Regions from separate parts of the Mus musculus genome. Here regions 1, 2, 3, 5 and 6 are each linked to region 4. A link is a loop called in an ENCODE intact Hi-C map of the cell type or tissue named here. Cell type or tissue: heart. All regions are shown on one strand. Links, peaks and the distances in the headings refer to the core of each region. The heading gives the core; the rest is flanking DNA. Region 1 holds the start of Chd8 (chromodomain helicase DNA binding protein 8). Region 2 overlaps Sall2 (spalt like transcription factor 2). Region 3 overlaps Ndrg2 (N-myc downstream regulated gene 2). Region 4 holds the start of Hnrnpc (heterogeneous nuclear ribonucleoprotein C). Region 5 holds the start of Zfp219 (zinc finger protein 219). Region 6 holds the start of Supt16 (SPT16, facilitates chromatin remodeling subunit).

Region 1 (5,161 bases), core at 574-4,573, 150 kb before region 4:
AACTAACCAGAAGGATAATAGTCTCTTATTATAGAAACCATTAATAATTAGGATTATATCTCTGTGCATTTACACATAAACACATTAACAAATTTATACAGTGGTATTTAGAGCTAGGGAAGAATTTGCTCAGTATAGTCACAGCTCCTCATAAAATATTGACACAACACCCTTCCCCTTTGGTTTTGTTGGTCTTTTCTTTCTTTCTTTCTTTCTTTCTTTCTTTCTTTCTTTCTTTCTTTCTTTCTTTCTTTCTTCCTTCCTTCCTTCCTTCCTTCCTTCCTTCCTTCCTTCCTTTCTTTCTTTCTTTCTTTCTTTCTTTCTTTCTTTCTTTCTTTTTTTTTTTTAGGGCTGTCCTGGAACTCACTTTGTAGACCAGGCTGGCCTCAAACTCAGAAATCCACCTGTCTCTGCCTTCCAAATGCTGGGATTAAAGGCATTCGCCACCACTCCCCGCCTGCTGTTTTGTTTTTCAAGACACGATTTCTCTGTGTAGGCCTGGCTGTCCTGGAACTTGCTTTATAGAAGACCAGGCTGTCCTTGACCTCAGAGATCTACCTGCCTCTGGCTCCCTACTACTGGAATTAAAGGTATAGGCACAATTATGTTACTGCTTGAAAAATTATTTTAATCATTGAAATGTCTCTTTAAAAAGTGTATTTTAACGATGTTTGATGGGTGAGAGAGATAGATTAGGAGCTGAGCATGAACTGGTCATGCAGAGGACCAGAGTTCAGTTCCTTGCCACACATGTCCACTGTAATTCCAGTCCCAAGGGAAACCCACATCTCTGCTCTCTGGCCCAACCAGTGCTCATGCACATACATATACACAAAATTAAAAATATAATAGAAAAACTGTTTTCTTTGTGTACTCCTGGCTGTCCTGGAACTAGTTCTGTAGATCAGAGCTCAGAGATCGGCCTGCATCTGCCTCCCAAATCCTAGGATTAAAGGCGTGCCCTGCAATAAATCTCTCTCTCTCTTTTTTTTTTTTTTCTTTTTTGGTTTTTTAAGACAGGGTTTCTCCGTATAGCCCTGGCTGTCCTGGAACTCACTTTGTAGACCAGGCTGGCCTCGAACTCAGAAATCTGCCTGCCTCTGTCTCACGAGTGCTGGAATTAAAGGCGTGCGGCCACCACGCCCGGCTAATAAATCTCACTCACACACATTAAAATCTAAAAAATATATCTTTAAAAACAACAATGGGCTGGAGAGATGGCTCAGTGGTTAAGAGCACTGACTGCTCTTCCAAAGGTCCTGAGTTCAAATCCCAGCAACCACATGGTGGTTCACAACCATCTGTAATGAGATCTGATGCCCTCTTCTGGGGTGCCTGAAGACAGCTACAGTGTACTTACATATAATAAATAAATAAATCTTAAAAATAAGAAAAAGAAAATCTATGGGCAAACTGAGGCACATGAGTCAGAACCCTGGGCCTGATGTTCAGGGACCCTCTACTTTCATGTTAGCCCCAGGAGTCAGCGGGTCTCCCTATACCTCAGTTTCCCCAGAGGGAAGTAGCACAGCAAATATGGTTGTCTCTCCATCTATGATAGTCTAGTTCCAGGATCCCCCCAAACCACATGGATAACAAAATCTGTGGGCACCAAAGTCCCTCAGGAACAGAGATGTATATTTACAAACTACCTACACACGTTGTTCTCAACACTGCGATCATTTCTGATTCTACCTAAAACAGTGCGGGTGATGTGCAAATAGTTGACAAATTATATTGTTTAGGGAAAATGACAAGAGCAAAGTTTATAAAAATAAATAAATCTCTTTAAAAACAAATTTTGCAGGTTTTGCTGTGTTGCTCAAGCTTCCTTCAGGTTTGTTTGTTTGTTTGGGGGGGGGGGGTTGGTTCAAGACAGGGTTTCTCTGTGTAGCCCAGGCTGTCCTGGAACTCACTTTGTAGACCAGGCTGGCTTCGAAATCAGAAATCCGCCTGCCTCTGCTTCTCGAGAGCTGGGATTAAAAGCCTGCACCACCACGCCCGGCTTCCTCGAGTTTTCTAATACTGGTATTTAAACAAACAAACAACAACCAAAAAACCCTTCTTGTATGGAAATGTAGTCGGCAGAACTTTAGAAAATGCAGGAACACCTTTCTCAGTGTAGTTTGACCTATGGTGAAATTTTGCTTCTTTCCAGAATAAATGACTCCGTCAGTGTACCTCTGATAAGTCTTGTTTCCCAGTGTGTATTCGTGCGTAGTAATTGGAACTATTGGTAAATTTAAGGTCCTTTGCTTTTTAAGTGAAATTCCTCACTCCCGATATTACTAAATGACTCAGAATTTTGGGTTGCTAAAATCGGAACACTGGTCTAGGGCGTGGTAGCTCATGCCTCAAATACCATATCTCTGTGTTTAACGCCAGCCTGATATATTGAGACCCTGTCTCAAAAAAACAAACAAAACTCTAATACTGGAAAATCTGAAACGTGCATAGATAAGCAAGTAGAATGGCTATAAAACCCGTGTCGATTATGTGTTGATAATCCTGCTTGTCAAGGATCACCCTAGAAGTGGCATTCAGAAAAACTGATCGTTGGCTTCTTTGATAAACCAGCATCATTCCTACGTTTAAGAGGTGGTGGGGCTTGTTTCCAGTCTTGTTCAACGTTTTTCCAGAGTTCCTCCCCATGACTGACAGGCATCCTGAGTACATGAGAGGAGGGCATGTAGGGGCTGGACCAAAACGGACCAACAGAACTCCAAAAAGGCCTTCACATTCCTATACGTAATCGTGGGAGATCACCAAGCCAGTCGACCCAAGATGGCCTCCCGAGACAGGTAGCAGGTGCTGTCCGGGTTTGCAGCGCCCCCAGCGGCGGGGGTCAGAGGCCTGGCCTGCCAGCCCGCCGCCCGCTCCGATTTCCAAGCAGGCATATCTGCGGTTGCCTACGTACCCTTCCCAGCCTCAGGCCCTCCCAGCCTTCGGAGACTTCCTGGATGGCGCCCGGCTCCGGCCACGCCATTGGTAGATGGAGGGCGGTGGGCGGGCCCAGGCGCATGGAGGACTAGCAAGCTTGCTTGCGGCGAGGGCTGGCCGTGCTCCGCCGGAAGGCGCCTTGTTCTCCCGGACGGTGGGTTGCAACTCTTGCCCAGGGAAGGAAGCCGCAGGACTGGCTCAGGTAAGCCTGCGGCACGCGCGGCTCCACCAAGCCTCGTCGGAGCCTGGGCGGGTAGTGGGTGGGGTAACAACGTCCTCGCTTGCTCGCTCGCTCGCACCCATGCGGGTGCAGCGCCGAGCGGTGATCAGGTGCGGGATGCTCGGGGCTGAACCACTCTCCTTTGTGAGAGGCAGGCGCTGGGGACCGGACGGGCCGCGGGGCCGTGCTGGGACGGGCCGCGAGGGAGCTGCTAGGGCCAGCGTGGAGTTTTGGAGCTTGTCATGGCACTGCTGGGCGAGGCGCACATTCGAGACAGTTGCCTTTTTCTTCTTCCTCCTTTCCCAAGAAGAAAAACTCCCCTGCTCGGTTAGGTTACTCCATACGTTGGAGTCAGAAGTGCGAGGCCAGGGTTTTAGTTTGTTTTGGCTGGATTCTTTTTCCCTCTCCTCTCTTATCTTTAATGTTTTTAGTAAATGTGGGTAGGGAAGCCTGAGGTGAACGTGTTCGGATTTATTATGTTCCCAATTTCTGCGGGGCTGTTGCAAAGTAGAGGTGACGAGGAAACGAACAGCACAAGTCTTGTGTCTTCCTTGACAGGTCTGCAGAGCTCTTTGGTTTTCTGACACATTATGTAAACTCTTCACTAGAGGAGGACTGCCTCTTGGCGAATATTATTTAAAATTTGTTTTGGTTTTTTTGTGTCTTAATTTACCTGTTTCTAGTCGGCTTGCCATTGCTGCAGCTGTGCATACGCAGCAGCGCCTCTTTAAGGGGCAGTCCTGACGTCGTTAAAGGCTTCCCAGAGGAGGTATGTAGTGAACCAGTCTTCGCAGTGAGTGAGCAAAGTGAGCCAGAAGTCGGATTTTAAACGCTACGTAATTTTCTTTCAAAAGATAGACACAGTGAGACATCTCAGACACGAGTGAGGACCTTGCTTTAGCGATTTTGCTGCATTCTGCCATCACATCGATGTCCACAGAATCTCTGTTCTGAGTTTGTTAACTCAGAGACTGGCTTAGTGCCAACTGAGGTCGTTTTGGGGGGGCACATCAGATTCTAGGACATGGATTTGCAATTTGAATGTTTCCCTTATGTTGTTGCTGTTGTTTCTTTTGAAAGGATATCTGGCTTTCCATTTGTAGACCAGGTTGGCCTCTAACTCACTGAGATCTTCCTGCCTCTGCCTGGATTAAAGGCGTGCACCTCTGGCCCCTGCTGGGATATTGTCTTTTTGATTACAGAGTGTCTTCTGCCTAAAAATATCTTTTTATGGTCACCCTGCAGGTTCCACAAGTTGTAATCAATTTCTTAGGGCAGGAAGTGGGCAACTTCTTCTTCTTTTTTTTTTTTTTTTTTTTTTTGTTAACTTGTTTTTCCTTGGGTGTCATATCTTTTAGTAATGCTGGCCATTTGGGGCTGGGGGGGGGGGCTCTGAGATGAAGGATCCCACCACAACCCCTGATTATTTTACTTTGGTTTTTTGGAAACAGTCTCTCATAGTCCAGCTTGGCCTCCAACTCACTAATGACTTTGAAACCTTGGTCTTTATATCTCTACCTCCCAAGTTCTCAGATTATACAAATTCACTACTACCAAAATCTTGAAAATGGAAAACATTACTTGAACTGTCTTAGTTATTCCAGCTGTTAAGATAATAAAGGTTATGATAAGAAATACAGCAGAGTTCTACTTAAAAGCTGTTGCAAGTCAGAGTGGTATGACAAAGACTACCAGACAAGGCAAAGGATACTGGTCAGAGAGGAGAGAGACACACACACACAGAGACAGAAGAGACACCACCCGTCTGAACCCTCCCCACACCAAATAAAGGAGAAAGAGAAAAAGGCTCAACGAAGGCTTAAAGCTGTAATCTCAGAAGCGCAGGAATAAAGGATTTGGTGGAGGAATGCATAAATTAAGCTCTTGTCTTCCAAGTGTTTAATCTGTGTAGCTGGCTCTTTGATTTTTGTTTTTTCTTTCTTTTTTTTTTTTTTTTTTTTTTTGTTTTCCCCCAATTCTCAAACTGACCAGATCCTTTTA
Region 2 (5,161 bases), core at 463-4,462, 200 kb before region 4:
CTTCATAGAGGAACCTCCAAGATTTACTCACCCTCCTCTTGTCCTTTCTCAAGTCCTGACATGATGTTTCTAGTGGCTTCTTCTCTAGTCCCTGAGCTTGACAATTGCCTTTGAAAGAGAATGTCCCCTTAAGAAATTTTTATCACCTTTTTGTTCTGTGTAACTAAGGGAAACAAATTCCCTATAGCTTTTACATTCTCAAGGGGGAGCTCTCTCCTCTTCTCCCTTTCCCTTTGGCAGGTATACTAGAACCCCCATCCTTGGAGTGGCAGCCTTGGTCCAAGGGGCTGGCAACTGTCCATGGAAGGCCCAGCGTTACTCCTTGGTGATCTTGACCACCCTGCAAGACTTTCTAGGGCCGGGACCTTCTTGAGAAGCTTGTAAGGGGTGGTAGGTTTCTTTCTGCAACCACTACCCAGTTTTCCACTGAGCCCTGGAGTTCTGGACCTACCTGCATTGCCACTCGGGCCCTAGTACCATCATTGCTGTGAAAGCCCAGGAACTGTGTTTCACAAGGTGACTCCAGTGACATGATCCAGAGAGGCAGAGAACATAGCCTCCGGAAGTTGAGGCTGTGCCCAACAAGCACACCGGAAGAAAGAAGAAACTATAACTTCTTTCTCCTTCCCCCCTGCTCCAGAGAGTGCTGGCAATAAAGATATTCTAGCAATTGGTGACTCACCCTAGAAGGTAGGGACAAGTGAAGGACTGGGATCCTTTTTGCAGTATGTTCCTTGACTCGCCACATGGAGGCAAAGATAGTGGCTGGTCAAGATGCCAGGACTACTCCAGCTTCCCATCATGTCCGCTCAACCAACAAGCAGGTTTCCTACCAAGAGGTCTCTCGTGTGATAGTTTAGGGAGTATGAAGTTTCTAACTCTAAAGAATCCTGTTGGTGAGGATGATTATTTAAGCAATGATGGGGAGTTGAGGGTTGTTGCTAAAACAGGCATTGCTGGGAATCTATTTGATGAAGAACAGGACTTGATGTAAGGGGACTCGATGTTCAGCTCTTGTGAGTATGAACGTTTTCTTTGAGCTAATGGTGATGTGGTATGCAGAGGTACCAGGGGCCATGGGGGTGTGTGTGCTTCCTGTCACTAGAATGTTTTTAGTTTTAGATGACTCCCTATTTTATTCCCTCACCCCTTGTATTTCCCTTGCTGTCTTCTCAAAACCCCTTTCCTCCCCCAGTTTTGCCTGACCATGGGCCAGAGCTTATGTCTTATTTTTTTTCTAGAAGTTGAGAGACAGAGCTTCAAGTGGTTTCCCCCCGTCTCTGTCTTGTAGTGAGATGTAGTATTTACTCTTAACATAGGATCCTGTGGAACAGGTGTTCTGAGAAGACTGAATTTTGCTGTTAGCTGTTGTCAATGATGATTCTCTAAAGTAGTGGGCTCCAGAGCTCCCTAACACAGTGAAATGTGTAAGAGCCGAGAGGGGAGATACTAGAATTTTTTCCTTCATCATTAAAGGTGTTTTGGCCAAGTTTTTTGTGTGTTTCTCCTTATTTTATGACTAAATAGCCAGATGGGGTGTGATGTTGGCATTCCCGAATTCAGAGATTCTCTTCCCACCCTTTTCTCCTGCCAAAGCTGAACATATGGTGTAAAAATACTTAACTTCCTCAGTCAGCCTCATTCCCAAACAACCTCCAATGGATGTCATTTCACTGGGGGGGGGGGGGGAGGTTTTTAAAAACAGATTCTGTTTTTCAAAAGATATTTGCCCAGTGTACAGGCAATGTCTAGGTTTTCCTTTAGGAATTTTTTTTTAACCACTTCCTACCAAAACACAACTGTTGTGTGTGTGTTGTTTTGTTTGAGTTTGGAGGCTGCTCATCAGTCTTTCCCAGACCTCAAGCAGCCTACTGACAACAGTGGATCTGTAGATCAAGATAATAGTACTTTATGATGTTTGAGATCCAACATTGTAATCAGAGATGGAAAAAAGGTTCTACCAGTAAAGCAAGATCTGGCTATTAAGCATGCAGACAAAGGGCTGGAGAGATGGCTCAGCAGTTAAGAGCCCTGGCTCACTGGCTGCTCTTCCAGAAGACCCAGGTTCAATTCCCAGTACCCAAGTAGTGAGTCATAACTATCTGCTACCTCCATTTCCAGGAGATATGATGCCCTCTTCTGGCTTCTGTGGGTATCACGCACATGCGTCATACAAGTACACATTCAAGCAGACACAAACATACGAAATAAAATAACTTTTTTTTTTTTTTTTTTTTTTGGTTTTTCGAGACAGGGTTTCTCTGTGTAGTCCTGGCTGTCCTGGAACTCACACTGTAGACCAGGCTGGCCTCGAACTCAGAAATCCGCCTGCCTCTGCCTCTCGAGTGCTGGGATTAAAGGTGTGCACCACCACGCCCGGCTACGAAATAAAATAACTTTTAAAGACAATAATGCAAGCTGGGTGATGGTGGTACACATCTTTAATTCCAGCACTGGGAAGGCACAGGCAGGTGGATCTCTTCTGAGATTGAGGCTAGCCTGGTCTACAAGTAGTAGTTCCAGGATAGCCAGAGCTATGTAGAAAAACATCTTCTTGAAAAATAATAATATAAATTAGTAATAGTGTGAAGAAAAGAGCTAGGGGTGTAGCTCTTGGTAGATTATTTTCTTAGTATGCACGAAAGAAGTCTAAGTTATGCTCAGTGATGTAGTGAATCAGAGATCAGCTTGGGATACATGAGAACCTCTGTGTGCATGTGCATGTGTGTGAAGAGAGAGTGGCAGGGTCTCTTTAGGTAGGTCTTACTGGCCTCAAACTCACAAAAATTCACCTGCCTCTCCCTCCCAAGTGCTGGTTCAAAGCCTTGAGCCACAATGGCCAGCAGAGAAACTTGTCTTTTTTTTTTTTTTTCAATTGTATGTGCATTGATATTGATGTTTTGCCTGAATGTATATCTATGTAGGTCCTGGCGTTACATACAGTTGCAAGCCATTATGTGAGTGCTGGGAATTGAATCCAGATCCTTTGGAAGAGCAGTCAGTACTCTTAACTGCTGAGCCACCTCCAGTGTCAAGAACTGTATCTCTAAAATTATATATACATATATGTGTGTGTGAGGTGGTATTTAATAAATAATTTCCTTTTTTGTTTTGTTTCAAAACAGGGTTTCTTTTTGTAGCCCTGGCTGTCCTGGAACTACAGGCTTGCCCCAAACTCAGATCCCCCCAAGCTCTGGGGTTGAAGGTGTGCGCCACCACCACCCAGCATTTTCCCCCTTTATAAGATCATCACATCACTAAACCATCATGCTAAAAGAACATAACTGGCTTTAAAAGATAAAAGCACGCTCTTGAAGCTCTCACCTTCCTTACTCTCGTCTCTAGCCCTCCTCTCCCCACCCCACCCCCAATGCGGCCATGGATGGCCTCCCTCTTTCTACCTTCTTTTCCCTACCTCCCTACAATAAAGCTCTAAAACCATAAAGAAAGAAAAAAAAAAGATAAAAGCACAATGTCTCAAGCTCAGATTCAGACAGGCACAGTGGCTCACCTACAGCACTGGGAAACAGGCAGGAGGGTCAAGAATCTAAAGTTATCCTTGGCTGTATATGGAGTTGATGACCAACCTGGACATACATACGAGACAACTCAAAAAGAAATTAAGTAACAACAACAACAACAAAAACCCAGGTCCAGTTGGGTGGGGTGATAGAGGATTGCATTCCTGGTATGCAGGAGTGGGAGTCGCAGGAATGGAAGGCTAGCCTTGGACCACATACACTCTATAAAAGAACTAGATCCTGAGACTCCAGTCTTTGGTGGTGAGGTGCTGTTCTGCTACTTCTGACAGGAGGCTCCCAGAAAGACAGAGGTGAGTAAGTGTATTCTTTACTCTGCTAAGAAAACAGAGCTATCTGATTCTAGATGTTCCTATCAGAGGAGTGCAGGAGGCCCTCATTAACACATGGGAATCCTGGGAAGTTGGGGGAGTTAAGTAGGGAAAAACAGCTTTTTTTTTTTTAAGATTTATTTCATGTATGCGAGTATACTGCCGATGTCTTCAGACACACACCAAAAGAAGAGGGCATTAGATCCCATTACAGATGGCTGTGAGCCACCATGTGGTTGCTGGGATTTGAACTCAGGACCTCTGGAATAGCAGTCAGTGCTCTTAACAGCTGAGCCATCCTTCCAGCCCCAGCTTTTGTTTTTAATTTCTGGCAAAGCTTTATATGTGTGTGTGTGTGTGTGTGTGTGTGTGTGTGTGTGTGTGTGTGTGTGTGTGTGTGTGTGTATCCCCTCAAACTCAGATCCCTCCCTGAGCTCTGGGAGTGAAGGTGTGCGCCACCACCACCCAGCATTTTCCCCCTTTATAAGATCATAATATCACTAAACTTTCATGCTAAAAGAATATAACTGGCTTTAAAAGATAAAAGCACAATGTCTCAGGCTCAGATTCAGACAGGCGCAGTGGCTCACCTATAGCACTGGGATGTCCTGTGAGATCCTAGAGATAACTAACAAGTCCACCATAGAACTGTTCTTAAACACAATCCACTCAGCAACCTGATACATTTTACAAACCTCTGTAAGATCCATTAAATTCCCCTTGGCATACAGATGTACTGCTTTTGAGATGCCCTGTAAAAACAGCTGTCTTCAAAGAGCCTGATGAAGTGACAACCTTTGGCTATCTGACTCTCTTCTACTTTTTGGCCAAAAATAGAACAAGCACAAGAAACAAGCAAACACTTGGGACTCTAATAAGTAGTCAGTTCCCAGAGCGTCCACTGCTCTGTCAGAGCCTTAGACCTGCATCTTTCTTCTCAAGGTCTCAGCATTTGCTTTCAGAGAATTCTACCCATGTCACCCAAATTCATCCATCCATCTTTCTTCCTTTCTTCTTTCTTTCCCTTTTTCTTCCTTCCTTCTTTGCTTTGTCTTGTTTGTTTTTCTTCAAGACAGGGTTTCTCTGTGTAGCCCTGGCTGTCCTGGAACTCACTCTGTAGACCAGGCTGGCCTCGAACTCAGAAATCCACCTGCCTCTGCCTCGCAAGTGCTGGCATCAAAGGCGTGCACCACCACTGCCCAGCTTCTTTGTCATTTTTAATCCTTTAAATACTTACCTCTTTTTAAGTGTTCTGTCCATTATAGCAGCTGAACACACGTGAAGACCCAGGATCCAAGAGAGCAAATATGG
Region 3 (5,161 bases), core at 606-4,605, 200 kb after region 4:
GAAGATGCCGTGGTCAGTGGTGGCTTTTGGGGTAGTGAGGGAATGTTGGGGTCTTGTCAACACTGGGTTCACCCAAGCTGTGGACCTTGCCAAGCTGCAAACTCGAAAACTCTGGGGCAGGAGGAGCAACTCTAGGACCTTAGGAATTTGACTTGGGTTAAGATGTAATTGGGTAGGGGCTGACGAAAGGGAAAAGATCGGGGTCCCTTGGAGGGCTGTGGAGAGGGCGACCTGATTCATTCAGTCTCCTACCTATTCCAGGTGGAATGTAACTCAAAGCTGGACCCCACACAGACCTCGTTCCTCAAGGTTAGCGGGCCTCCTAAGCCTCACTTGCTCCCCGCTCCCCAGTCCAGGAGCATACATACTCTAAATTCCAGTGTCTAAGCCCTGTGGGTTCATTGTGGGTCAAGGGAGAGGAGAACAAAGGGGCTGAGTGAGGGACCTGGGAGGAGAGAGCCCCTTTCCCGCGGCATGGATCGTCTGATATCTCCATGTATCCTTCTTCCCTGGGTGTTTCCTTCCTGAGCAGATGGCCGACTCTGGAGGTCAGCCACAGCTGACTCAGGTGAGTATAGTGCCCATCTTGGGACGAGGAAATGGGACGTGTTGTGCCCTTTGCCATTGCTGTGACTTTCAAGATATCTAACCATCTCTTTCTCTCTCTTCTCTTTCCTTGTAATATGCCCACAGCCCGGCAAGCTGACAGAGGCTTTCAAGTACTTCCTGCAAGGCATGGGCTACAGTGAGTATTGGGACAGAGGGTATTAGGAAGGGCTTCCCACTGTGAGGGTAGACCTGTTTTAGGCTAATTCTTGGACTCATCATCTTACAAGGCAAGCTCGCTGATTCTCTGGCCGCAGCTCTTGTCTTCACCTAGGCCCCACTAGAAGTTACCAGCTGTCTTCCCCACTCATCTCTGATGGCTTGCTTATCATTGTGTGTCTACAGTGGCCTCTTCCTGCATGACTCGCCTATCTCGGTCTCGCACAGCATCTCTGACCAGTGCAGCATCCATCGATGGCAGTCGGTCCCGATCCCGCACCCTGTCGCAGAGTAGCGAGTCTGGGACTCTCCCTTCTGGACCCCCAGGGCACACCATGGAAGTCTCCTGTTGAATGACCCTCATTGCCTTGGTGTGGATCCCAGCCCTCACCTCCTGCAACACTAATTTAAGAGGTGTTATCAGGGCACTGGGCCAGAGTAAGCAAGGAAAATGGGCAGATTGTGCAGGGAGATGACCTTGATCTTTAATTGCTACCCTAACCTTGACCTTTAACCTGTGATATCCTCTAGCTCCTAGGTGAGGTGTCCTAATATCTCTTAGAGATCTGGGCCCCCTAAATTACCCCCTCTTCCATTTTGGTGTTGAGAAGGCTTGTATGTTCTCTCCCTGACCTAGGTTCTATAGATGAGGAACAATGAGCTGTTCTAGCTGACACGGGGCCTCCATCACTCCCCCTCTTTAGCCCATATTTGCAAGGGTAGGAGAGAGAGTGTGTGTGTGTTGTGTGTGTGTGTGTGTGTGTGTAGGGTTGATGGTGAGAGATGGGGAGCTCCTTCCCCAAAGCTGACAGTGGCTTTGCCTTGATGTGTCAGGCCTCTCTGAAGGCAATAGTCCCAAATGAATGTTTATCAGGAGAAGGTTTGCTGGTGGGTCAGTGATCCTTAATGTGATAGAAATATCCAGCATGTAAAAAGAAAGGATGGGAGATGGTGGCCCGTGAAGAACAGTGGTAAACACATTGAAGCTGGGGTAGAAGGGAGGGGCCCGGGTCCTTTGGCCACACTAACTTGGATAGCTGTCAGCGTGCACCTAAAGTGGGACTAAGGGAAAGAGCTTAGGTCCGACTGCTTGGGGCTTGGCATCAGGGTGGGAAGAGCTACCTCAGGCTCTGACCATACTGTGACGTGTAGAGCGTGACCTCCTGTCTCACACAACTTCTGCTGTGACAATAAACTATAGAGGAAACTGAACAGCATTGTTAATCCGGGTCTGAATGCGCCTGTACCCTGCCCCTTGCTTGCCTTTCCTTGTTCCTCTGAAAGCACCTGGGATGGCTTGTGGGGTATAAAAGCTGCACAGAGTGTGACCACGGGAGCCAAGAAAGTGGTGTCATTCTTTTTATTAATAGCATTTTTAAGCTTGGGAAAGAGGAGCTGTTGTAGAGATGTCATCAATATCATGTCCTTTAAGAAAACCGACTGAGGGGCTGGAGAGATGGCTCAGCGGTTAAGAGCACTGGCTGCTCTTCCAGCCGTCCTGAGTTCAGGTCCCAGCAACCACATGGTGATGGAATCTGATGCCCTCTTCTGGAGTCTGAAGACGGCTACAATATATTTATTTATTATATGTAAGTACATTGTAACTGTCTTCATACCTGCCAGAAGAGGGCATCAGATCTCTTTAAGGATGGTTGTGAGCCTCCATGTCACCTTTGCGTTACCTAGAGTACATTTTAGATGGATCATTCAGCAAGAGAGTAAACTCGGACACAGAGTGCTACGTACCACAGGGCACTGCTGCTTATAAGTTCATCCTATTTGTGATTCAAGAAGGTCACAGTCAAAGGGACTTCTTTTTAGGATTTTACTCACTGATGGATTCCAGGGGATCTGGGAGCAAAATGATGGTTCTGTAAGAGGCCGTTAAGCAATTATGAGTAACAACCATGGGGATTCAGATGTCTTGTAGCTGTCGCAGGTTCCTTCTTGGACTCTCGAGGCAAAAGGAGGGGGCTGGGGAGATGGCTCAGCATGTACAGTCCTTGTGCCACCATGACGACCTGTGTTCTGATCCCTAGCATACACTGAAAAAAAAAAATCTGGGTTTGACTGTGCACGTATAATCCCATGGCTGGGAGGCAGAGACAGGAGGACCCCAGGGGCTCACTAGTGGGCTAGCCTAGCCCATCAGTGGACACCATTTTCAGTTGGGACCTAGTATTGAGAGAACATTCTTCCTGAGGGTGTGGGGCTAAGCACTGTATGTCTCCTCATGACGCCCCAATAACAAAGCAAAGCTCAGCTCTATCAGAGTTCACCCTGGGGGGCCACCGAGTTCACTAAGCTTTCATAGAGATTATGGGTAACTTTAAGGCAGGTACCCTGGAAGGTCTGTACCCAGCCTAGGTGGTGACTCCCCGTTTGCGGCTCAGGTGGAGCTCTCGTCTAGTGTTCCCTGGGCTGTAGACTGTAGACTGCTCCCTCCCCAGGACTCCCAGGCCTCATGGAATTTGGCACAAAGGGCTGAGTTCTCAGGTGAGGGTCCTGTGACCCTGCTTCCTGCCTACGTGCCAACACGCCCAGGCGTGCTGATCTTTTACAAGCAGGAGTGACAACGGTGGCTGTTTGATTTAGAGGGTTGGGCTGGATGACACCCAGTCTCAAAAAATTAGGCGTAGAGTGATGGAGGAATCAACCCAAAGTCCACCTCTGCCTTCACACGTAGGTGTACAGACATAAACACTCAGGAGTACACTGTGAACATGCGCATGCGCGCGCGCACACACACACACACACACACAAATATGAAGGAGAAAGCACTTTATGAATTATGTAGATAGAATATTGTTTGCGATCATTAAAGCTTGCTTTATGGAAATCCCAACTGTCGCATTTCTTCAATGGCAGTGAGTGGGAAACTGGGCCCCTTGACATCAAGTGCTCACATTCCAACACGGTAGTGAGCCACTGTGTCCTTGTTGCTGAGGCTTTTCTTTCTTGTGCTGGGGATTGGACCCAGGACCTTGTGCGTGCTAGGCCAGTGCTCTACTACTGAGCTGCAGCCTTACCCCTAAGCCTATTTCCATGTTGTAGGCCAGTGTCAGAAGAGGGCGTTAGTGGGTTAGAGTTAGCTGCTGGATGGGTGTTGGGTCAGACAAAAAAGATTGCTGAAATGCCACAGGGAAAGAATGCAAAGCATGTAATCACTGGGGTCATTTAGCCCAACGTAAGGAAAAAGTGAAGCCCTAAGACCTCAACCAGCCTTTACTGGTAGAGCTGCTGTTGTGTATTATGGAAGGGAAGAGGAATCTTTGCTTGGTATCTGCCTACGAAAGTAGTACTGTTAGCAGAGTGATTTTCACATTTCATTTAAGTGTACATGTATGTGCATACAACTATAGGTGTTTCTGCTCCAGAATCTAAGGCAGGTGAAGAGGTGTTTTGCAGGAACTTGGGGGAGGACATTTGGTGTCTCTGGTTGACCCTAGTTTTTGGACCTACATAGTCTAGTTCACCTGTGGAGTCACAGCGCCGCCCTGTGGCCAGCCCCCAGTCTTACAGCCCTATTGTTCATGAACATAAGGCAGCCCTGAAACCAAGACCTGCTTTGAATCTTGTTTTTTTCCTAAGGAATTTGAGTGTCTTCCAGACATTAGGGGCAGGTGAGGTAAGAAACAGCTCAAGAGAATGAGAAATCAGAACAGAGTGAAAAAGGACCTTACAGTCAGTTTGAAGCTCTTATGAGTTTCATAATGACATTTTGGCCAGCCCTACATATATCTCACCACTTATGTGACAATAGACCCACAGTATTCTCTTACAGACGCCAATGGCTTCTTGGGTTGTGTAGCACATTCTCCAGTGTTTTCTCAACGACAAAAACATTACTGAATATATGCTTCTCAGAACATATCCTTGTCTTTAAGCAATATATAATTGTACAGACCTTACAGTAGGCAGAAGTGAAACCAAGATCAGAAGAAAGGTTGGAGTGGGAACAGCACCATTGAAAGGTAAGTCAGGAGTAACCTGAAAAGAGGGATGGATTCCGACCTGAGACTCAGGGTTCAGCAAGGATATATGGTGCCCGGAGCAATTTAACTCTCCCTCATGATGGTGAATTCATAGAAAATATAGGGTATACTCTGATAGGACCAGGTAGAGTCACTACGAACACAAAACCAGAAACCAAAACTAAAAACAAACAAAAAAACAAAACCAAAACCAACCAACCAAAGAAACAAAAAATCACCAAAACAAAACAAAACAAAACAAAACAAACAAAAAAACCCAACCCAAACCAAACAAAACCCCAAACCATCTTTTATATAGGCTGGGAATTTGTAAGCATCCCCAGAGATTGCATTTGAGGCATAATCTATTTTTGCTTCCTCTTTGCTAGTGCAATGGGCATCTCCTCAGGTTGCCGAGGGTG
Region 4 (5,151 bases), core at 1-4,000:
GGTTGCTGGGACTTGAACTGAGGACCTACAGAAGAGCAGTCAGTGCTTTTACCGGCCAAACCATCTCACCAGCCCATAAATCATTTGTTTACACACCCATCTTCCCTCCTTTGTATTTCTGGAACCTGATGGCCTAAAGCTAGTCTTGTTCTTCCTTTCCTTCATGTCATTTTCCCCAAGTCTCTTAGAATCTGCCCAGTCTTGAAACACAGCCCACGGGAAAGACACAGTCACCGCCTGTGTCAGAGTCAGGAGGATCACTGTGAGTTGGATGCCAGCCCGGTCTACTTATAGACTGCATAGTGCAACCCTGCCAAATAAATAGCATAAAAACAAAGCGAACTTCCTGCTTGCTAGTCCGGTTTGGATTCAGGCGCACCTCCCCCACCAAAGCAAACTACTTTACAGAACTGCTTCGCCTCGGTTTAGGAGCTCCGTCGGAGATTATTGCTTGTTTGTTTCTAACACCAGGGAAGTAAAAACACAAGGATCCTGGAGTTCAATGGCCAGCAAGCCTAACCAAATCTTAACTGGGTTCCCTTTTCATGCAGGCAGGCGGTTGTGTACTCCTTTAATCCCAGCCATAGGAGACAGAGACAGTTGGATCTCTGTGAGTTGGAGGCCAGTCTTGGCTATAGAGCAAGTTCCAAAACAGTCAGGGCTACCCAGAGAAACCCTGTCTTGGAAAAGCAATAAACAACGGTAACAAAGCTCATCCCAAGAAGGGCTCAGTGGCACACTGGAATTCTGAACACCCAGTGTAGTCACCAGCTGCCTAATAAAGAATTTGTCCTGGCTTAAACTCATGTTTGAACAGTCTTGTCGTCTGACTCTCTGACAGCTTTGGCTAGCTTGGATAAGGCTGGTCTTGAACTCAAAGATCTGCCTGCCCCTTTCTCCAATGCTGGGATTAAAGACCTGGGCCACTACACCTAGCTTTGTGTTTTGCTTTAATAAAAATGCTAATAATGATGATAATAGATTTAGGGCCACTGGGATGGCTCAGTGGGTAGAGGTTCCTGCAGCCAAACCTGCTGACCCTAGTTCAATCCTTAGGACTCACTTGTAAAGGGTGAACCAATCAGCGCAGGTTTTCTTTTGTTTACTAGTGTACCTTCCAAAATAAACAATTAAATGTAAACTAGGAGCTGGGCACGGTGGCTCAAAGCTTTGATCCCAGTACTTAAGAGGCAGTCAGATCTCTAATTTAAGGTCAGCCTACAAAGTGAGTTCCGGGACAGTCAGGAGGGCTACACAGAGAAACCCAGTCTGGGAAAAGAAGAGAAAAGAAAAGAGAAGAGAAAAATAAGCCGGGTGCAGTGGCACACGTCTTTAATCCTAGCACTCAGGAGGTAGAGGCAGGTGGATTTCTGAGTTCGAGGCCAGCCTGGTCTACAAAGTGAGTTCCAGGACAGCCAAGGCCACAGAGAGAAACCCCGTCTCGTCTCAGGGGGAAGAGAGAGAGAGAGAGAGAGAGAGAGAGAGAGAGAGAGAGGGAGAGAGAGAGAGAGAGAGGGAGAGAGAGAGAGAGAGAGAGAGAGAGAGAGAGAGAGAGAGAGAGAGAGAGAGAGAGAGAGAGAGAAATAGAAGCTTTCCCTAACAGCAACACACAGATCTCCACTCTTTCTCTATTTGTCTCTTACTTTGTTGTACTGGGGATTGGACTAAGGACCTTGGGTGTGTTAAGCAAGCTCCCGATCACTGAGTCTTGTTTAATTTGTAAAAAGAGTCCTGTGTATGATGTGTGTGCCTGGTGCCCAGAGGCCAGAGGAGGGTGTTGGAACCTCCAGGAACTGGAGTTATACGATGAGCCCTTTTGTGGGTGCTGTAAATTGAACCTCTGTCTTTTGGAAGAGCAGCAGTTGTTGTTAACTGCTAAGCCATCTTTCTGGCTCCCCAATTATCTGTCTGTCTGTCTGTCTGTCAATCTACCTACCTACTTATATTTATTGTTTTTTCAAGATAGAGTTTCACTCTATAGCTCTAGCTGTCCTGAAACTTGACCAGGCTGGCTTGCACTTGAAACACTACCTAGCCCAAACTTTTCTTTTTAAAAATAAGATGTAAAATTGGGAACACATAAACTCGTTGGACTGGTTTACATAAAATAAATCTTTTGAAAATGACAAAGGCTAGGCAGGAGAGATGGCTCAGAGGTTAAGAGGACTGACTGCTCTTCCAAAGGTCCTGATCGTAACCACATGGTGGCTCACAACCATCTGTAGTGGGATCGGATGCCCTCTTCTGGTGTGTCTGAAGACAGCTACAGTGTACTCATATAAAAACAGTAAATAAATCTTTTTCTTAAAAAAAAAAAAAAAAGAAAAAAAAGGAAAGAAAGAAAAAGGCAAAGGTTTAAAGATCTAAAGATTAAAAAAAATCAGGAAATTTTTCTGGGATACAATCTCCTTTTCTCCGTAAGCTATATATACATTTCAGTGTATTTAATGTTCCTACAGTATAACCAGAGCTTTAGTGGCAGACCAAACCTGAGGGGATTAAGTAGTCTATTCTAGAAAGTGGGAAATTGAGGTGGCTGGCCATTGGGTTTGCAGACTGTGTGGCGACTTGGGACAAGGAAGCGGGTTTATAGGAGGTCGGGTAATTGCTCCTGCAGGAGAGAACTACAGAACCCAGTTGGTTTGGAGGGGGAGCTGTTCACTGAGAAGGCCATGTCCTCCCAACAGCTTATAGAATCTGGCAGAAAGAAGGGATCTGAATTTGATAATAACTGCAGAGCTAGTAGACGGCCTAGAGATAACTCTCCTCCCTTCTCAGAAGCTTGTTTGCGTTTCCCTTTTCCTAGGCCTGGGGCTAGGGCAGGCCGTTTGCACCCGCTACCAGACTCCACCCAGGCTCTCCCACCCCCGCGCCGCGGAAATGCGGTGATCTGGCCGGACCTGGGAGCTCTCAGAAGCACTGATAGGACGATGCGGCCGTCAGTCAGATCCGCCGGATACCCGGATGAGAAGCTGTGCGCGATACAAAGGCGAAAATTCCACCCAGCTTTCCGTCTGGTACATTGACCAATAACCATCCGTCAGTCACTAAGTGGCATGAAGCTGAACCAATTACTAACTAGCCTCTGTTACGCATGTGGAAATTCTCGCAATTAGCCCAACCCACCTCGGATTATGATTGGACGGAATTGTGAGGAGCGGTAGCGCTCGCTAATTAGGAGCGGGAGCGAGAAAAGTCACAGCCAATAGGAACGCCTCCAGGAACGAGGCGGGGGCTGGACTTTCGCCTCGGCGGCAGAGGAGCTCGGGGGCCATTTTGTGAGGAGACGGAGAGCGAACGGTCGTGTGGTTCTTCGCTGTTGTAGCTCCGGCGTCTCGGCGTAGACTCGCAGTAGGAGAGGCGGTCTCTTCTCTCTCTCCTTCCTTTTGGTAAGCGAAGGGGGCGAGTGCAGGGGAGGCCCTGGGCTGCTGGGCCCCGCCAGCGTGTGTAAGGGGGAAACCGGCCTCGCGGCAGAAGCCGAGGCCGCGTTTGTTCCCGTGCGGTGGGGACTTGGGTCTCATGCGGGAGGCAACAGGGCCTCGGCCTTGGCGCGGAGTCAACCTAGTGACCTCCAGGCCACGGTGCGTACGAAAATACCCTGTCTGCGCGCTCGGGTTTAACGGCTACTTTGATTTTCTTTGCCCATCAGGGATTCCAAGGGGGGACCAAGAAAGCGAAGAACGAAATGCTTGTTGATGTAATTGTCGGGGATATCTTACGGATTCCGTTATCACTTCCGAAGATAGACGCTGGGTGGGGGTAGGGGAGCGATAACATGGTGGTGTCGGACTGGAAGCTTCTAAATTCCAGGCTGGCTACATGGCATCTGAACGGCGTTTTAACAATAGGTTGAGTAATCATTACTTTTTTCCTCTAGGGGTAAAATGGTTAAAAGTCGGAGTGCTTGTGTTTGTAAAGGGAAGTGCGGAAGATTAATTTTAATTGGAATAATTACAGCTCACATTTTATCTGCAGGTTACAAATCATAAGTTAGTGGAACTTGAGGTAGGTACTACTGTCATAGAGAGAATTGAGCCTTAGAAGCGGTTGACAGGATCGTACTAGACAGGTCAAGTATTTTCACTGAGTTTCTAGGTGGTGCGCGCCTTTAATCCCAGCACTTGGGAGGCAGAGACAGGCAGATCTCTTTGAGTTCTAGGACTGCCCAGGATACACAGAGAAACTCTGTTTCGTAAATAAATAAATAGGGGGAAAGGCTTATTTTTGGGGGGAGGGGACCTGACACGGATGTTAGCAGAAAAATTTCAAGCTGGACTTGGGAACAATAATTAAAAGGCACAGCAAGGGTTTACAGCTACCTCAGTACTAGTCCTATCCCTCTAAAACTCAAAAAGGCAGTTTATAGCTATGTATGATAGTGCAGGCCAGTAATCTTTGTATTGTGGAGGCTCTGAGACAGGACCCCTTACCCATTGCAAGGCAGCCCAGGACTACATAGTAAAACCGTGCTTAAAAACAAATTAGTTTCTCTCTTGTAGGTGTTGAGTTCTTTTTTTTTTTTTTTTTTTTTTTTTTTTTGGTTTTTCAAGACAGGGTTTCTCTGTATAGCCCTGGCTGTCCTGGAACTCACTTTGTAGACCAGGCTGGCCTCGAACTCAGAAATCCGCCTGCCTCTGCCTCCCGAGTGCTGGGATTAAAGGCGTGCGCCACCACGCCCGGCTAGGTGTTGAGTTCTTTTTAATGTAGCCTAGTGTTAGTGCTTAGTATTCAGGAAGACCTGGATTCAATCCCTGGTACTAAGAGTATGGGGTTTTTGTATCATATTTAATTGGGAGTTATTTTATTAGGTAAACGTACTATAAAATTGGTATTTCACTGTGTGTGCTGGCATAGTCTTTAAGCACTAGAAAGGCAGATAACTGAATTCAAGGCTAGCCTGCTGTAGAGTGAGTTCCAGGACAGCCAGGGGTACACAGAAAAACAATTGGGGTTTAAGTCACAAAAAAAATATGGTACTAATTTTAAACTATACAAATTATACTTTAAAGCATACTTCATAGAATGTAAATGGCCTACTCTGGTAATTTGAGCACTTGGGAGATAGAGGTAGGAAGAGTTTGAGGCCATCCTTGGTCCAGCTTGGGGTATAGACCCTCTCTAAAGGAAAAAAACATTAGCCTTCTGCATGTC
Region 5 (5,161 bases), core at 872-4,871, 85 kb after region 4:
GCTACTTTCTAGTGCCATTTCTAGAAGGAAGACTTTTGTGATACCTCAACCCGGACAAGAGGCCACGAGGTGGCAGCAGAGGACTCAGCCTGAAACTTAAACCCCCGAGCCAAAAAAGCAGGTCGAGAAACGGAAGAGAACTCACTTGGGAGATATCGTCAGTTGTAGTCAAAGTCAGAATAAATGACTGAATTTCAAAGAAACGAGAGTAATATTCATCAGAATGGGGTTTCCCCGCCCCAACTCTCACAGGCTTAAGTTGCAAAGGAAGTCGTCCAACTTGAACTGTCTCTTCTAAGAGAATAGAAGGGGTCGTGACCTTTAAAAAGTGACGTCAGCAGGAGCCTTGTCACAATCTCTTTTTGTTAAGTTCTAATTGAAATAAAATGGGTGACCTCCATAGAGGCTGCCAGATCGGTGCAGAATGGGTCAGATGGCGTGGTCACTAGGAGCATGGTAGCCATGCAGAATTCTAGAGTAGCCAGGGACTCTGGCCCAGTCAGGGTGGCGAGGGTAGTCATGAGAAACAGAGAAGACTCCCTTTTGGCTTGTAGCATGCAAAAGGTAACAGACAGAGGAGGAGCCTGAAGCAATCTCCTGATTTATATGCTAATGTACCTGCCTTTCCACATTCCCTTACCAACCCCACTCCCAGCTGACCATCAAAACTCTCTTCCAGTATTGCAAAATATCCCCCCCCACCCCCACCCCCCCGCAGGCAAACTGACCTTTTCCTGGAAAGCAATGTCTAGAGGGGTAGTTTCATGTTTAACCCCTCCAACACAGGTGTGTTTCACCAGAGCTACAGAAACCGCACTGTACATCCCAACCCCCCAATTCTTCTAGTTGTTTTCTGGTTTTTCAAAACAATTGAGTTTTCCTGTGTAGCCCCAGAGGTCCTAGAGTTAGCTCTGTAGACCAGGCTGGCCTTGAACTCAGAGTGATCCTCCTGCCTCTGCCTTCTGAGAGCCAGGATTCAACCCAAATTTTTGCCATCTATTTGCATAATGCAGAACTTGACACTTCAGTCTACTGAACTATAGGCTGAATCTGACCCTTGAATTAAAAAAAACATTTTTTTTATTATTAATACTTAAAATAAGAGTGTTCTAAATTTCTGACTTCTATTCAAATCCGGAAACCATGGCACTACCGGAGCCAGAGCTGCCCACGGCAGTAGCTGGTGGAGTTGAGGACAGACATCCATTTAGCAGTGTGTACTGCTGAGTTCCCAGCAGTTCTCACTTCACAGGCAATCTAGTTCACTCACTTACACCATTATCTGCCTTCTTAGACAATTTATTTTCCACCTCTCAAGGGCCTCATCATTTTAGAGGTCTTGTGCATGACTCTATTTTCGCCATATGATTCAGTAAGATAAGCAGAAGAAGCATGGTGTAATGGCCATGCAAATGAAGTGTAGTTCAGACAGATCTTATGCGCTCAAGCAACAGAGCCAGAATCTAGGTCTCCTGACGCCTGGTCTTGTTTTTCTCCCACTAAGAATTTCACACGGAAGCTCACTGAACTAAACAAGGAGAAATAGGCATGGTTGCTAGTAGACAAATCCCAACTGCGGAGCCATTCAAGCTTCACCACAAATTTCCAACCTTTTCCTTAAATTGTTTGCTCCCCCTCATATTCTATAGTATCTTCCCCAGGAAACTGAGTGAGGCTTTACGACTTAATTTGGCCAACCAATTGTGATGGAAGTTAACATGTATCCATTTGGCGAGCAGCACTGCAGAATTCATAAACAATTCTTCACACTTAGTTCACGATGTAGTGGGGGAGGCAAACTTATGGTGACACAGTAGGGTCTTCATACAGTAAGGCTCAGTCAAGCATGGTGAGTGGCACGTGCCTTTAACTCCAGCACTTACAGGCATGTGGATCAAGGTCTACATGGCAAGTTCCAGGCAGGCAAAGATACATGTGAGACCCTGCCTTTTAGAAAAGAAAAGAAAAGAAAAGAAAAGAAAAGAAAAGAAAAGAAAAGGAAAGAAAAGAAAAGGAAAAAAAATTGAGCCTCCAGCATCTTAGGATCTTAATAATTTACAATGAACAAAGGCCCTTGTCGGTTATTCTGGACACAAAGTAATGAGAAATAAAACCAGAGGTTTTGGCCCTGAGTGTTCAGCATTGTTAAGAGACCCATTTATACGGTCCTTGAGTTTCTCTTAAGATGCAGAATGCAATATCCAGGTTTCCGATTACCGCGGTAAAAGCTGGAAGACAGCTAATTGCTGTTTTCTCTTTATAGTTTCTTTGGCCACTACGTCCTGACTTTGAAGAAAAATATTCTTTTCTCAGAGCCCTTCACTATCCCTGCAGTTTGATTGGGGGAAGAGAAAACATGGAGGAGGCCCGGATTGCGTTCTCTCCATTCCAGAGCCTGATCCCAGATCTGTCTCCACCCACTAATACTCACACGTAACTTTGTCATAGGGCGACTATTACCACTCCCAAGGTGTCACAAACAGAAAGGATCTGCAGCTGGCGCCACTGCAATGTCAAGGCAAGCCAGCCAGGCTGCGCTCTAGCCTCACTGGTACCTGGGCTTGCCTGAGCCCGGAGAAGCAGCATTCTCTAGGGAAAAGAAGCCTTCTCAAGTGGGAACAAAAATGAATGTGAGGCGAACACCCATCCCGGGCACTATGTGAATTTGGGGTGAGTTCTCTTAGGCCTAGTCAATCTCTACTTTTTAGCAGCTACTAAGCTGTCCCCCCTCTCCCCGGTGCTATTGGGATCCACCGTTTTCCTGGGCTTTCTCCGCTCCCCCAAACCAACCGAGTCTATCATCTTTGTACACTTGCAGAGGTCATAAGTGGTGTGGGCACAGTACAAAAAGAGCTTCAGCGACCGTACCGCTGCAGGGATCAAAGGCCCGCCGGGGGCGGCCGAAAGGCTGAGCCTGCGCAGTCCTGCTCCCGCCTTGGAAAGGGTGGCGGCCACGCGGGCTCGGTCCACCAGCGTGCTCGCTAGAGGCGGGAAAGTCTTAGGTCGGTACCCCCGCCTGCCCAGCCAGCCTGTCCTCTCCAGCTCCCGGCCCGGGGGGGAGGGGGCGAGGAGGGCCGGCGCCTCTGACTCATCATCTCCAACCCCCTTCTCGCGCGCGCTCCAAGTCTCAGGACTTTGAACCTGGGCACTCGCGCGAGGGGCGCGGCGGCAGCACCAGGGGAAGCGCGGCTTGGCCCGGCGCCGACCCCCAGCCTTTGTCAGTACCGGCAGCTGCGGGCACGAGGGCTAGAGACCCGCAGCCGGTGGCGGTGACCTGGCCGCGGTGGCGGCGCCTCTGTGCGCGACGGCCCTCCCGGCGCCTCCCCGCACGCGGGGCCAGTGGTCGCGTCCGAGGAAAACTCGGCTAGGCCTTGCTCCCAGCGCCTGGCGTCACTCAGCAGATGCACAGCGCCCCCGCCGCCGAGGGAAGGCTCTTTATTTTGCAGTAGGTCACGGGGTAGCGGGGCATCCTGGGATTTGTAGTCTCGGGTGAATTAGGCAGGACCCGGATCCAAGGGAGACCTGGAGCACAACCGACGCGGATTCTGGGTTGGCTGGTGCAGCAACCCGGCTTGGAGTGGATGGGATTGTGAAAGGTGAACAGTGAGAGGAGGCAGATGTGAAATGAAGCTGGATGGAGAGGCAGGGAGGAAGAAGTCGAAGAATGCAAGGGAGGAAGCTGCTTGACGAGGCGTGAGGTGAGGGAGGTCTCTAGTCCAGAAATTATCTCCCTCTAGTGGGGAAGAGAAGAGAAATGGGCCTGGGTTGAGGGGAAATTGAGGGCACTCTGGGCTTCAGGCACATTCTGGGGGAAGTCCAGTTATAGTCCAAGGGAGGTGCAAGACGCAGAAGTGCCTGGAGATGTCCCCCTTGGCGTAGGGGGACAGTGGCACCTGTCTTGCCCACTCACTCATCCGTCCTATTTCCTGTGCTAGCCACCACGGGACCATTCTCCAAACCAGAAACCTCCTCCATCTCAGAGAGGCCCTGAAAACAGATGCGAGCAAATTTTGGGGTCAACCAAGGGGAAACCCCGGGTAGAAGCAACCCCCTTCCAGTTTTTCCAGTCTTTCCAATAGTACATTATGGCAGCTTCCTAACGTTTATGCACGCGTGTAGCTCCAGTCATTAAATACCCAATTCTTTCACAAACATCATTAGGGAACTAACGTCCAATGCCAGAAAGCCAATCAGTTTCAGCCCTTCACTTCCCTACGGCCCTACTATGTGCTCTTAAGCCTACAGACAAGGACAGCCAGATTAAAAGTTAGCTGGAAGCTGGCTGCTTCATGCTTTCCTCCCTGTACCCCCTACCTCCTGTAGCTCCCGGTACTGCAGCCTTGACCTCTTGAAGTATCCAGGCTTCCTCTGGCTCAGCAAGAACAGGGCATATGTGGAGACCAGCACTCCCGCTAGGGTGAAGGCCTCCGCGCTCAGCTCCAGCACCAGCAACCCTGTCGACTGCAGGTCGTAGGGTGAGGATGCTTTTGTGGGTATAGCCCCTGTTTTCTTCTGCCCTTCCGCCTTCATTTACCAGTACCTGGGAGGAGTCCATAGAGGCAGTTCCCAAGGCTGTCTTCATCACCTCTATCACCACCGCAACGAAGCCCAAGATCAGGTTGAAGGTGTTGGATATCATCATGGCCCGCACCTACCAGTGAGCCAGCTCAGCCCTGACCAGCTTGGGAGACTCACTGCAAACTCAAACTCCACCTACGACCTAGCTGAAAACAAAACTCAGGCACAGGACTAGTGGAGGCCTGTAATCCCCGACACTTGGGAGGCTGAGGCAGGAGGATCAAAAGGTCAAGACCTGATTGAGCTACAGGATATGTTCAAGACCATCCTGAGTAACTTATGGGGGTGGGGGCTGAGGCTTTAGCCCAGGGCTAGTGTTTGCCTACTGCGCATGTGTTTCTGGGTTCAGTCTCACACACACACACACACACACACACACACACACACACACACACACACACCAAACAAGCAACTAACAAATGTCTGCTCCTATTTCCCTACTTTCAAACAGGATGGTTAGCTTTCTGACATTCTTACTTAATTGCTTCAGTCAGGGACAGACACCTGAGAGGATAAATCCCTTTTTTGGTTGAGGTGTGTGTGTGTGTGTGTGTGTGTGTGTGCACTGGGAGAATGGGAGGAG
Region 6 (5,161 bases), core at 310-4,309, 91 kb before region 4:
CCAATTTTGAGAGGATTGGGTGGGCAGGGGAACTCCTAAAAAAAAAAAATAATAAATGACCACTTCCTCGTTTCTGGGGAAGCAAAGGAGCTTAGAGCAGCTGGTGTGCTCACCCCTCCCCAGACGCCTCCATTAACCACAGACTATGTAGCGCTGGCCCTAGCCTCTGGCAGAGCCTGTTCCTGGCCAAACTGTGGCTACAGCTGGAGGGTCAGGAACTGTTACCTTCCTTCCCCTTGGCATTAATAAATTTAAGTTAATCCTTTTCCATTCTTCCTATGTTCTGTTTCCTTAAACACAATATAAGTACTGTTTTTTGCTGCGTAATTTAAACACCATTCTCCTACAGTTCAATACTGTTGCAACTAATAGAAAAGCCATTTGTAGTCCTCAATAGGCATATATAATGGCGGGTTATCCCGTTTGTTAAAGCCAAGGAAATGATACAAGATAAAGAGGTAAAATATTTTGAATTGTACTTCACATTCTTAAACGAGGATTAATTTCAAGAGCCATATTTTTTTTTTCAATTAGTCAGGATAACTATTCTTGGGGAAAGCCAGAGAATAATGTGGCTTTTCATGAAATACAGCAAAAGTACACGCTGACAAAAAGGGTGCCTTCACAACTTGGGTCTTCGCGAGGCTGGAAAGAACTACAAAGTTTAGGAGCCACTCCGAGCCATTTGTTTCCTTCCACCCTACCGGCCCATCTCTTAAAGGAAAACAGAACCTTTCCTTCCTACTCTGCTGCCCACCGCGCAGCTTATTCGCGAAGGTGGGCTCCGTCCCTCTGGGGTGCAGTGTTTGGTTGAGAGTGCCTTCCCCGGGGCGGTCACTGGCCTGCCCTGGGGCAGAGGACTCACTCCTGCGCCTGGCTGCACGCGGGTCCCGCTCTTTCTGCTCCCCTCCCTCTGCCCGCCGCCCAGAGCGCCCGGAGCTCGGAAAGTGGGCGGGTCACGTGACGGGAGCCTCTGGCGCCGGAGAGAGCTTCCAGAGCCCGCGAGCCCGCGCTGCACCTCGGTCTGTTGACTTCACTTTTGCGTCCTCGGTTGCCCTTCCTCCCGCCACCCTACGGAACGAGCGGTGGGTTTGGTTTTTTCGCTTTTTAAATCTTCGACGCTCTAGGGACCCGGAAGCGGAAGGGGATACCGGGCGGTCGGTACTTCCGGGTCACAGAGAGTGCGGGATTCCGGGCCGAGCGCGGGTGGCGGAGCTGGGACCTCGCGTGATTCTCGGAGCCCGACGGGAAGCGGCGTCCAGGGCAATGGCTGTGACTCTGGACAAAGACGCGTACTACCGGCGAGTGAAGAGATTGTACAGTAACTGGCGGGTAAGGAGCCCCGCGCCCCCGGGAGCCCCACATCCCATAATAGCCTGCTTCCCGGCGCCCTTTTCCCCCTCAGCCAGAAACCTCCGGCTCCGCCGCGCTCCCGCCTGCCCCGGCAGCGTCCGGCTCGCCGCGCCGTGCTGCGCCTGCGGGGTCCGCACGCGCCTGGCCCGCCCCGCGGCCACAGCGGCCCGCCCAGGTCCCGCCACAATTACCGTTTGCGGGAAAGGGGCGCGAAAGCTGTGCCCGGAGCTCTTGGCGCTCCCCGCTCCCCGGCCTCTGCTGGAGTTGAGAAATGCTGCTCCCGCGCCCCGCTGCTTCTCCTTAGGCCCTGCGTGGGTCACAGACCCAGCGCTGGGAACCTGCGGGCTCTCCTAAGAATTAATTGATGGGACGCCTCAAAGCCGGTTTCCCATGTCGGCAGCATACCGGGGGCACGTGTTGAGGAAAACGCTGTGGAAGTTCCAGGGCTTCTCCAAAGATTGGGCAGTTTCCCTGTTTTATAATCATAATTTCAAACTTACTTTTTTGCTAGTTAACTTGTTAACTTCACAAGTGTTTGATTGATTTCATACTGTCTGAACGGTCTATCGTCTGGGCTCTGAACCTTGTGAGTGAGGGGAAATAGAACTGATAAAAAAGAAAGCCGAAAATGCTCTGAAAAAATACCAACTCCGGTTTCAGCTTTGTAAACTATCTTATACTGATTGGTCCTCTCCATTCTTGGCTCCTGCATGTAATCCCATGATTTCTGAGGCTGAGGCAGGAAAATGACTAGTTTCAAGCCTGCCTGTGCTTCATAGTGAGACTGTATCAATCGGCTCGTCATTTAGTAAATAAAATTGAACCTTTACTGAAGTCGGTTGTTTTTCCTGCCTCATCAGAAAAAAGCCTATGTATCTTTTAAGCAAGATGCATTGCGTGCTGAAAATAATATAGGGTTTTTCACTTTATTGGCTAATTTTTTTTAGATGACTTAGTGGTCTCTATCACAAAATTATATTGTTTGGTCCTGAGGATTGGCCCTACCACCACCTCTGTGTTTTACCATTAAGCTATATCCCTATCCAGGGAATATTTACTGTCACTGTGTTATGATGTATGCAATGATGATAATCAAAAGCCCCCGTTTCTACAGCCAGCCCTGAAATAATAAACTTTTAAAGCTTTTTTTTTTTTTTAATATTTATGGGTATTTTGCATTCATGTATGTTTGTGTATACCCTGCATGCATTGCCTGCGAAGGCCAGAAGAGGGCGTGGGATACCCTAGAACTGAAATTACAGAAGGTATTTAGTTGCTGTTTAGGTCCATGTGAAACCTGGTCTTCTGGAAGGGCAACCAGTGATTTTAACTACTGGGCATTTTTCTAGCCCCTTAAAAACATATTGGTGTTTTCTCTATTTCCAGAGTTCATCAAGCTATTTTTAAGGCTGTTACAGTAACATAGCTTTTAATTATAATTTTCATAACTTAACACAGCATGCTTTTGAGTAGAAAGGCTTGATACATTAAACTTTCATCTGAATGTCATCCTTTGGTATTGGGATCTTGGTGAAATATTTGCATCCAATGTATGTACATGTTGTGCTATGTAAGTCATCACAATACCTACTCCAATGTCATTGATGTGTGAGTATGAGTGCCACTGCTTATGTATAGAGATCAGAAGGCATCTTTGTAGAGTCATTTGTCTTCAAGTTATATATCTTTATTTGGGATCAGGAGATCGAAATAGCAAGCACCTTTATCTGCTGAGCCATCTCACCAATCTGTTTTCCATCATTCCTGAAACATTGAGTCTAATCCAGTCCTACCTTTTCTATTTTCAACATCAGAGCTGCTAAGAGTAAAATAGGTTTTCATTGCCTGTCTTGTTTCTGCTTTGGGAAATCCTAGGTGGTAGTGATAGATTATGAAAGTGGGTTACAGGATCGTCCTGTGGGTTTTCTATTTATGGGGTAGATTTCCAGCCTATTCATCATTGTGATTTTAATCATTAAATCAATTTATTCTGCTTACTGGGGGTTGAACAAAAATCTTTCCTAAATTTTTGGCTGTTTTAAGGAGTAAGGGGTACAGAGTTTTGGTATCTCTACTAATAATTTAAGAATTATTTTAGAACTGGGCATGTCTCAAAAAAACCAAAAAAAAAAATTATTATTTTACTAGACCTTTCTATGAACAGACCTCAGATTCCTTCATCTGCTTTTTGTCTTGAAGAATTACATGAAGTGCCAGAATTGCAGCTGTTTTCAAAAGAAATACTAACCCAATGCATTTGTTCATGTGGTTATTTGCCAGCTGTTAAGCTTGAGGTAGTGGGTAGCTGTGACCCTTCCCCCAAAAAAAGAGTCCATTGCAGTGAGAATGGGTAAGCTGTAGTATCAGATCTTTTGTGCTGCTTCCTACCATTTGCTGAGATTTGATTATGGCTGTCTTTTCTTTTTCAGAATTTTCTGAGAGTAGGCAGATATTTTCATAGTTTCAGATTTTTTTTAAAAACTTAGTTCCTGCATTACTTACTTTAAGCAAAGCAGTAAGTTACTTTGATTTATCTCCATGTGTCTCTGTTTTCTGTTAGAGTTTCTGGCCTTAAACTCTCAGAGGTCCGCCTCCCAGAGTGCTGGGATTAAAACACCGCTCCTGGCACCACAACAGGTTTCTCTTTGGTCTTTTATTCTAAAATTCTGACATTCTGTTTTATTTGTTTACTTTCTTTTACTCCTTTTCCATAGTGTTTCCTCAGCCAGGTTGCTCTGTGGGCCTGTTGAATCATGGGATGTTTCAATGCTGGATTGCCTCTATTCTTTAGCTCCTGATTTTGTTGTTTTGATTTTTATGTGAATAAGTGGCTTGCACGCATGCATATTTATCTTTTCATGTGCCAACTTCATGCAGGCAGTGTTGTGTCCATGGTGGCCAGAGAGAGGCATCCGCTGCTCTGGAACTGGAGATCATGCTGTTGTGAGCCACCATGAGGTTGCTAGGAACCAGACCTGGGGCCTCTTCAAAGCAGGAAGTGTGCTTGGAGGAGAGGGGGAGTAAAGGCTTACAGTGTTTTTTTTGTTTTTTGTTTTTTTAAATGTTTCATAATAATTTTTTTAAAGATTTATTTATTATTTTATGTAAATACACTGTAGCTGTCTTCACACACTCCAGAAGAGGGAGTCAGATCTCGTTACGGATGGTTGTGAGCCACCATGTGGTTGCTGGGATTTGAACTCTGGACCTTCGGAAGAACAGTCGGGTGCTCTTACCCACTGAGCCATCTCACCAGCCCCAAGGCTTACAGTTTTATTGTGGTCTCATTGATAAGTCAGTTAAAAATAAGTAAAAGCTTATTTGTTATTTTATCATTACAAAATAGGCTTAGAGCTGGATCACGTGGCCCTTTTTCTCTTCTTGTCTCTGCTCTCATCCCTTACTAGTGGCATTCCCTGAGGCCTGCATCTGGGCTCTGCACACTGAGGTCTCAGCAGTCTTTAGAGTTTTCACCTTTTTGTGGAAAATAGGCTTAGTCTGTACACCATAGACACTCCATTTCCTGCTATAACACCGCATTCTCTGGCCATACAAAGAATCATTGCCCTTGCACTGTGTCACCTTGTGGGGCAAGTGCTTACTACTTCTTGTAGAAAGTCTCTGCAGGTCTTAGAAACAATTCACAGAAAGTTTTGGCACAGAAAGTGTGACAACCATTAAAATGTCCTCCAGCCCCTGTCCTCTTCTTTTTGTTTTGAGAACAGTTTATCCAGAAGTTTTAAAAGTAGGGTAGGTAGGAAGTAAATTTCATAAGTCATATTTTCATGTGTTATTTTTATATCTTAAA

What was found. A loop is a pair of places that touch in the nucleus more often than their neighbours do. Peaks named below come from ENCODE experiments on the same cell type or tissue, not always from the same donor. Only the 100,000 strongest peaks of a DNase experiment are listed, where the experiment ranks them.
Region 1: it touches region 4 in a loop (2.1-fold over the local background); 2 of 42 quality-filtered maps call a loop at or near these places.
Region 2: it touches region 4 in a loop (2.0-fold over the local background); 3 of 42 quality-filtered maps call a loop at or near these places.
Region 3: it touches region 4 in a loop (2.2-fold over the local background); 3 of 42 quality-filtered maps call a loop at or near these places.
Region 5: it touches region 4 in a loop (7-fold over the local background); 11 of 42 quality-filtered maps call a loop at or near these places.
Region 6: a loop joins it to region 4, with 2.1 times the contacts of the local background. A loop is called at or near these places in 4 of 42 quality-filtered maps.

Annotation. Positions count from the first base shown.
Region 1 is chr14:52,255,659-52,260,819 of GRCm38, reverse strand. It overlaps Chd8 (chromodomain helicase DNA binding protein 8), which reads left to right and starts at 3,060. Exons shown (of 38, transcript NM_201637.3): 1 at 3,060-3,142. In heart, for the core only: no CTCF peak of the experiment used is centred there; a DNase peak (open chromatin) is centred at 2,949; H3K4me3 peaks cover 2,293 bases; H3K27ac peaks cover 1,810 bases.
Region 2 is chr14:52,307,509-52,312,669 of GRCm38, reverse strand. Sall2 (spalt like transcription factor 2) reads left to right here. Exons shown (of 2, transcript NM_001244916.1): 2 at 1-1,493. It also overlaps a transcript of Mettl3 not described here. Among named protein-coding and RNA genes, the nearest start is that of Mettl3, 5.0 kb to the right of the region's middle. In heart, for the core only: a CTCF peak has its summit at 2,141 (motif pointing left); no DNase peak of the experiment used is centred there.
Region 3 is chr14:51,902,097-51,907,257 of GRCm38, reverse strand. Ndrg2 (N-myc downstream regulated gene 2) reads left to right here. Exons shown (of 15, transcript NM_001145959.1): 11 at 1-12; 12 at 262-309; 13 at 533-568; 14 at 694-745; 15 at 952-1,987. The coding sequence ends at 1,118. Among named protein-coding and RNA genes, the nearest start is that of Ndrg2, 8.8 kb to the left of the region's middle. In heart, for the core only: a CTCF peak has its summit at 2,387 (motif pointing right); DNase peaks (open chromatin) are centred at 3,277 and 4,231; H3K27ac peaks cover 576 bases.
Region 4 is chr14:52,102,127-52,107,277 of GRCm38, reverse strand. Hnrnpc (heterogeneous nuclear ribonucleoprotein C) reads left to right here and starts at 3,257. Exons shown (of 9, transcript NM_001170981.2): 1 at 3,257-3,389. It also overlaps a transcript of Rpgrip1 not described here. In heart, for the core only: CTCF peaks have their summits at 2,161 and 3,798; DNase peaks (open chromatin) are centred at 327 and 3,007; H3K4me3 peaks cover 2,015 bases; H3K27ac peaks cover 2,390 bases.
Region 5 is chr14:52,018,032-52,023,192 of GRCm38, reverse strand. Zfp219 (zinc finger protein 219) reads left to right here and starts at 2,460. Exons shown (of 5, transcript NM_027248.2): 1 at 2,460-2,670. Tmem253 (transmembrane protein 253) reads right to left here. Exons shown (of 7, transcript NM_001033805.3): 5 at 4,541-4,651; 6 at 4,315-4,461; 7 at 3,406-3,987. The coding sequence ends at 3,907. In heart, for the core only: CTCF peaks have their summits at 2,517, 3,432 and 3,709 (motif pointing left); DNase peaks (open chromatin) are centred at 2,492, 3,072, 3,432 and 4,312; H3K4me3 peaks cover 2,546 bases; H3K27ac peaks cover 3,238 bases.
Region 6 is chr14:52,193,256-52,198,416 of GRCm38, reverse strand. It overlaps Supt16 (SPT16, facilitates chromatin remodeling subunit), which reads left to right and starts at 1,178. Exons shown (of 26, transcript NM_033618.3): 1 at 1,178-1,332. The coding sequence starts at 1,267. It overlaps Chd8 (chromodomain helicase DNA binding protein 8), which reads left to right. Exons shown (of 38, transcript NM_201637.3): 38 at 1-266. In heart, for the core only: CTCF peaks have their summits at 860 and 2,575 (motif pointing right); a DNase peak (open chromatin) is centred at 1,096; H3K4me3 peaks cover 2,621 bases; H3K27ac peaks cover 1,906 bases.